2 separate regions of the Homo sapiens genome follow, and region 1 is linked to region 2. The links are chromatin contacts, found by Hi-C in ENCODE. All regions are on one chromosome and are shown on one strand. The core of a region is the stretch at or near the end of the contact, and the rest is flanking DNA. Distances in the headings are between cores, read along the strand shown.

What was found. Hi-C counts contacts between places; a loop is a spot of excess contacts on that map.
Region 1: a loop to region 2 is called in a map of heart right ventricle, with 2.2 times the contacts of the local background. The contact joins the enhancer-like site here to the promoter of WWOX-AS1 in region 2. A Hi-C loop is called at or near these places in 2 of 168 maps with a recorded cell type or tissue (K562 and heart right ventricle).

Annotation. Positions count from the first base shown.
Region 1 is chr16:78,459,621-78,462,918 of GRCh38, reverse strand. The region is part of intron 8 of WWOX (WW domain containing oxidoreductase); the gene reads right to left. LOC124903728 (a long non-coding RNA gene) reads left to right here. Exons shown (of 3, transcript XR_007065127.1): 1 at 1-176; 2 at 269-379; 3 at 571-1,123. Among named protein-coding and RNA genes, the nearest start is that of WWOX-AS2, 39 kb to the left of the region's middle. Within about 2 kb of position 1,303, at least 2 of the 41 ENCODE cell types and tissues checked have a DNase peak (open chromatin) inside an H3K27ac peak, as active enhancers do.
Region 2 is chr16:78,239,649-78,243,022 of GRCh38, reverse strand. WWOX-AS1 (WWOX antisense RNA 1) reads left to right here and starts at 1,272. Exons shown (of 4, transcript NR_184272.1): 1 at 1,272-1,825. The region is part of intron 5 of WWOX (WW domain containing oxidoreductase); the gene reads right to left. RefSeq lists a silencer at 2,157-2,451.

The DNA.
Region 1 (3,298 bases), core at 54-2,553, 220 kb before region 2:
AAGGGGTGAACAGCGTGCCCAAGGGAAACAGTAAGGACAGGGCAAGACCCAGGAAAGCAACAAAAATTTAGATGTTGTCTATGTGGCTGCCCCAGTGCCCGCTGCCTCGTTTCTCAGAGCTAATCAAGGGAAGCGTAACTAGTCCAGGCGGCAGGACGAGTTTACAACAACTGACAGTAACTATAACATACGCCAGTTTGTATTAAGATGTTATTGCACCTTTCCAGTTCTAATCACCAATTATGACTCTATTACTCCTACTTGGCAGTTCATCTGCTCCTGCCTCCGCTAAGGGCGACTTGGAGACGGACCTCTGATCTCCCGGTTCCACTTCAGTGAGCGCTCAGCACGGCGGCTGTCATTTGCAGACACTGAAGAGGTAAGGCATTGCTTTTGCTCAGATAACTGTACCTGACCTTACAACAATTTACTAAGGAAATACCTGCTTAATAGCAGTGTGAGTGCAGTTTCCTTTATGCTGGCAAGTGCGCTGCAAATTAGCGACAACAGGATAAATCTATGGCCGGCTCACTAGACACTTCATTAAATCACTGTTCTCTTGCCTTGTAGTGCGCTAATAGAATCACAGCCCTCGTTAGCTACTGAATAAAAGATCAATCACAGACTTTGAAAGCTCCTGCTACCAGCTTCCAGAGGAAACAAGAAAAAAAAAAAAGAGCGTGAGCAAGAGAGAAAGATATTTAGGATCATCGCTGAGATTCTGAATGGCCTCGCTGCAAGTTGCTTAAATTACCTTTTCCACAACTGACTCCAACTGTAATACTCAGAGGAACTTGTTAAGCCTGCCTTCAAGAGCAGCATTCTAATATATGACTGCTAGACCCTGGTCAAAAGTTCATAATGTGCATATGTAAAAAGGTACTAAATTGCCTGAGGGCTAAAACCAGAGGAGTTTAATTGTAGCAAAATGCTGAAAATGGTCTGTTGAGGGTCCTTCCATTGGGATACTGCTGGCTCTAGCTGATTGAAGTACAGAACATAAAAGTCTTACAACAATATTTCCTTAAATGCTGGGGAAACTGCCAGCAGTTGGTATTGCATGAATGTTGTGGTTAAAGAAAAACATTTTCCTCCCCTAAAATAAATAGAGTATTAAAAACTGCTCCAGCCCATAATTCTAAAGCATGACGGGAAAAGGGAGGGCTCGACGATCATAAATAAGGTATAATTCATAGGGCATGTCCAATCGACTTGCAGTGTATTTTTACATGGGGCACATTGAAGGTATTCAGGCGTGACCTGTGAGGGTTTTTGAGCTGTGCATGTCTGTGATTGTGAAAACAGCTTTGCACTGAAATAACAGCAGCTCCTGGCTGCCTTACCTGTCACTGGGTTAGACATACACACATGGGGATCCTTGCGAAAGGATCTGTTTGACTTGCCTTTATTTCTTTCATAAAACAAGATCAGCAGTCCCACCTATGCACACATTCCACTTGTTTGGCTGGGTTTCTCATGCCCAGAATTCTCTACCATCTATAAATACGCTCTTTCTTTTTTTCCTATTTTTTGTTTGTTTGTTTGTTTGTTTTTTCTCCCTTTCCTTTCTGGCCTTACCGATGAGTTCCTCATTTGGAAAACGGACAGTGCAAGAGCAGCAGACGATGACTCAGAATGCTGGGAGGGGCTGTGTCAAATACAGGATGCCCAGGAGAAGCTAGAATTGGACAGGTGGGCTCTCTGATTTAAAGTAAGTACATGAGAAAGTTAAGGCCACAATTCATGGATAGTGAAATCTGTATCCACAATTCATTTTCATCAAGTCAGAAAGTTATCAAACATGGAATTCTGCACTTTTGTTATGGCATCAAGCTTCCAAAGCAACACAGTAATAGTCATACACTTCAACAACCACCAACACTGTGTCAGATGTCCACTCTTCAAGTATGAAACTTGTGCAGTAGCATGGCTTCTACCTGTGGCAAGAACTTAGTAATCAACATTACTGATACCCCTGTCACTACTGATATCTGGAGGGCCTATTTCTTCAGAATTATTCTCCAGAGAAAACACTTTCAAACTCACACTGAGGTGCAAGTGATGTGTCCTCACGTAACAGAGCAAACTAAAAACTCAACTGAAATAGAGTATTCATTTAGTATTTATGGTCAGGAGGATGGCGTAAAGATCACTCCATCTTGTGGATCCCATCCTTGCTATGCCACGTGGATCGAATGTCATGTTTAAAAAGTGGTCAAGTCTACTCTTTAGTTCTTCAAAAGCAAGGACACAGCAGGTCATTGGACACGTCTGCCACAGGCCACATCAGTTCTCCCTCTTTCAAGCTCCAAGTCTGAGTCATTCAGGCCAGTGTTCTGCAAAACAAACAGGCATCTGTGGAAGAGCTAGTATGGTGTTGGTATCAGTCACATTCAGGGTTGGAGAAATCTGTGCACTGGAAGCTTGAGTATTCAGGGAGGAAAGGAGAGAAAAGGACAAAGAGTAGACTGAAGACAGGTTATTACACTGAAAACAACTAAGGAAAGTATCAGCCAGGCGGGGTACCTATAATCCCAGCACTTTGCAAGGCCGAGGAGAGGTCAGTAGTTTGAGAACAACCTGGCCAACTTGGTGAAACTCCGCCTCTACTAAAAATAGAAAAACTAGCTGGGTGTGGTGGTGCATGCCTGCAAAACCAGCTACTTGGAAGGCTGAGGCACAAGAATCTCTTGAATCCGGGAGGCACAGGTTGCAGTGAGCCCAGATAGTGCCACTGCACTCCAGCCTGGGGAAAAGAGCGAGACTCTTTAGGGTGGGGAAGGGAGGGAAGGGGAGGGGAAGGCATAGTGGAGTCCAGGTACAGTGGCTCATGCCTGTAATCCCAGCACTTTGGGAGGCCGAGGTGGGCGGATTGCTTGAGCCCAGGAGTTCAACACTAGCCTGAACAACATGGTGAAAAACCCAACTCTATAAATAATACAAAAAATTAGCTGGGTGTGCTGGCGTGTGCCTGTAGCCCTAACTACCCGGGAGGCTGAGGTGGGAGGATCACCTGAGCCAGGGTGGTCAAGACTGCAGTGAGCCATGATTGCACCACTGCACTCCAGCAGCCTGGGTGACAGACTAAGACCCTGTCTCAAAAAGAATTAAAATAAAATAAAATCTAGTCTAACAATTTTTCAGTTGCAGCATCAAGTAGGCCTTCAGGCTGAATGTAAATGCAAACATGTCACTGGTATTATTTTTAAATACTTAACTGCATTTAAACCAGAAGACGACTTCCAAGAATATCCATTGGCAAACATCAGCAATCTATAATAATGGCACACGCAAATGC
Region 2 (3,374 bases), core at 23-2,522:
TGTTTTTGGTTTTTTTTGAGACAGTCTCCCTCTGTTGCCCAGGCTGGAGTGCAGTGGTGCGATCTCAGTTCACTGCAACCTCCACCTCCCAGGTTCAAGCAATTCTCATGCCTCAGCCTCCCAAGTAGCTGGAATTACAGGCGCACACCACCATACCCAGCTAATTTTGTTATTTTTAGTAGAGATAGGGTTTCACCATGTTGGCCAGGCTGGTCTCGAACTCCTGACCTCAAGTGATCTGCCTGCCTCGGCCTCCCAAAGTGCTAGGATTACAGGCGTGAGCCACTGTGCCCGGCTGGCTTTCATATCTCTTATTCTTTCTGCTTCCGCTCTCTCCTGTCCCCTATTAGCCATGGGTTCCAGAGAGGAGAGAAGGCTCGGGAGAGCAGGGGACTCAGGAGGTCACCCTGCTACCCTCACCTTTTTAATAACCCTCCTCAAACCCTGGTTCCACGTCTCCCTCACTCAAGGATTTATGTCTCATTTTCAATGGAATGTTACATTTGGTCAGACCACGAAGAAAACTCCTCATTATAAACTAGGAAATGTGTGGAGAGAGAATTATTTACCCAAGGCAGTGCTCAATCAGTGTTGCCCGAATATTTATTTAGCCCACACACGGAGAAGTTGTGTTAATGTTTGCCAAAGAATGTAGCTTTATAAAGTAACTGGGTCAAAAAAGACAGCATATCATTTTACAAATAACTTTAAAATTGCTTAAGTTAAATAGCTGGGCTCTCTCAGGTTTGTCTTTTCAAAAACGCTGCAGAAACAATATCCAGAATTATGTCTAATAAAATACAGGTATTACAAAGTGGCTGTTTAGCCCATTAAAGAAAATGGAGAGTGAAATCTGAATTATTTCTACCCGAGGCAGAAGCAGACAAAGTTACCAAAATTATGTTAGGCCGACGTCGCAATTCTTCAAGTCTGCAGGGCGGCAAGGCTAACAGCTCCTGCACCAAGACTCTATTAGGAGAGCTGTATTTTTCAGTCAACAATGACAGGCATTCCATTTCTCAGCCTCAAATCTAGTGTAGCTATGGGGAATTCACCCAAAACATTTGCTTTTGCTTTATCAGTGGCATTTGTCTGCCTCAAAAGCCTTGTGAGGGAGAGGGCTACTACGTGACGCTGCCAGGCAATGCTGTTGGAGGCAGCTGATTTGATGGACAAGAAGGGGAGCAGTGACCACCTGGGTCACTCTGACTCCGCCCTCTCTGAGCCAAGTGAATCTGAGCAATGATGTCATAATAATCATCAATAGCAACAGTGGCTGCGCGTGAGGGGCGTGGTGGTTCACGCCTGTAATCCCAACACTTTGGGAAGCCGAGGTGGGCAGATCATTTGAGCTGAGGAGTTCAAGACCAGCCTGGACAACATGCTGAAACCCCATCTCTACTAAAACTACAAAGAATTAGCCAGGCATGGTAGCACATGCCTGTAGTCCCAGCCACTCAGGAGCCTAAGGCAGGAGAATTGCTTGAACTTCCCCAGCTTCAAGAGGAAGAGTCTGCAGTGAGCCGAGATGGCGCCACTGCACTCCAGCCTGGGTGACAAGAGTAAAACTCCCTCTCAAAACAAACAAACAAACCAAAAAAACAAATAGCAACAGCAACCACAATCATCATCACCATCAAGGCTGGAACAAGGATGAGGCAGGCAGGCTCTGATAGCAACAGGAGGAAGCAGACCAAGGAGGGAGAGAAAGGAAGGCAGAGAAGGGGAAAAAAAAACACAAATGATAATAATAGATGCTGACATTTACGGAGCACTTACTATGTGCTGGGAACCATGCTGACGGCACACCGAATCCACTGAACAGGTGGGTAAGTATCATGGGTCAATATCATTCTCATTTTAATGTTGACAGTCACAAGACTTTCATCTGTACAATGGGGGTACTGCTGGCTCCCAAGGCCAGTGTTGGTGGAATACAGTGAATAGAGGTGAGTACCGTGTGACAGGAGGCTGCATCAGTAAGCAGGGGCAGCCAGCCAGGTGAGGAACATGCCCACTGAGATGGAGGTCAGGACGTTGAGAGATCCCCAAATTGCAAGTTGTCATCCTGAGACAAGCGATACCTTGCTGGACACTAATTCATTCTTGGAGTCTCTCCCTCTCAGCCCTTTGGCTTCATGTTCTGGAGAGAATGACCAGAGAGACCCATTTACTCAACGCTTCTCAATGAGACAGGGATCTTCTAAAGGGCACTGTCTTATATAGATCCTTGCACCTGCAATACCTGCCTGGCCCAGCCTGGCCCTCGCAGGTTCTTGTGAAATATTTGCTTATGAGTAAGCAAATGCATAACACGAGACGGCTGCTCTGGAATGACAGTTGCGAACACAGGAGGCTGCTGAGACTTCCAGAGACTGTAGATAAAGAACAAAGACCCTGTGAAGTTCCTCCGGGAAACCAGATGTGGCAGTGTGCTAGGGCTGCCCTAGCGTATCAGCACAAGCTCAACAGAAACTGACTCTCACAGTTCAGGAGACCAGAAGTCTGAAACCAAGGTGTTGGCAGGGGTGACTCCTTGTGGAAACCGTGCCAGGTTTCTCTCCTCGTTTCTGGGGGCTGCCCATGACCGTGGCATCTCTTGGCTTGTAGACGCATCACTCCAATCTCTGCCTCTGACTTCACAGAGCCTTCTCCTCTGTGTCCTCTCCTCCTTTTTCTGTTTTGTCTTTTGGTGTTATTTTTTTTTTAAGAGATGGGGTCTTGCTATATTGCCCAGGCTGGCAATGAACTCCTGGGCTCAAGTGATGCCCCCTCCGCAGCCTCCCGAGTAGCTGGGATTGCAGGCACACCCACCACTGTGCCCCCTGCTTTCCTCTTCTCATGAGGATAACCGTCATTGGATTTAGGGCCCACTCTAAAGCCTGAATGATTTAACCTTGAGATTCTTAGCTAATTACATCTGCAAAGACCCTGTTTCCATATAACGTTACATCTGTGATTCTGTGTGGGTGTGGATTTTGGGGAGACGCTATTCCACCCACTACCCTTACACTGCAACTCACACCCACACTGACAGCTTCCCTTGCCTGTGTCTGTCCAACTGGCTTAGAACCGGAGCATGGCATCGTCACCATGGACTTTGAGAATGTATAAAGACAGGTGCCTGGTCCCATTCCCTGTGAGTCTTGAGGAAAAAAGAAAAGTGAGCTTCAAAAACTAGAAGAGCCAGCCTGGTGTGGTGGCTCACATCTATAATCCCGGCATTTTGGGAGGTTGAGACTGGCGGATCACCTGAGGTCAGGAGTTCGAGACCAGCCTGGCCAACAAGTGAAACCCTATCTCTACTAAAAAATACAAAAACTAGCCAGACGTGGTGGCATGTGACTGTAGACCCACCTACTCAGGAGACTGAG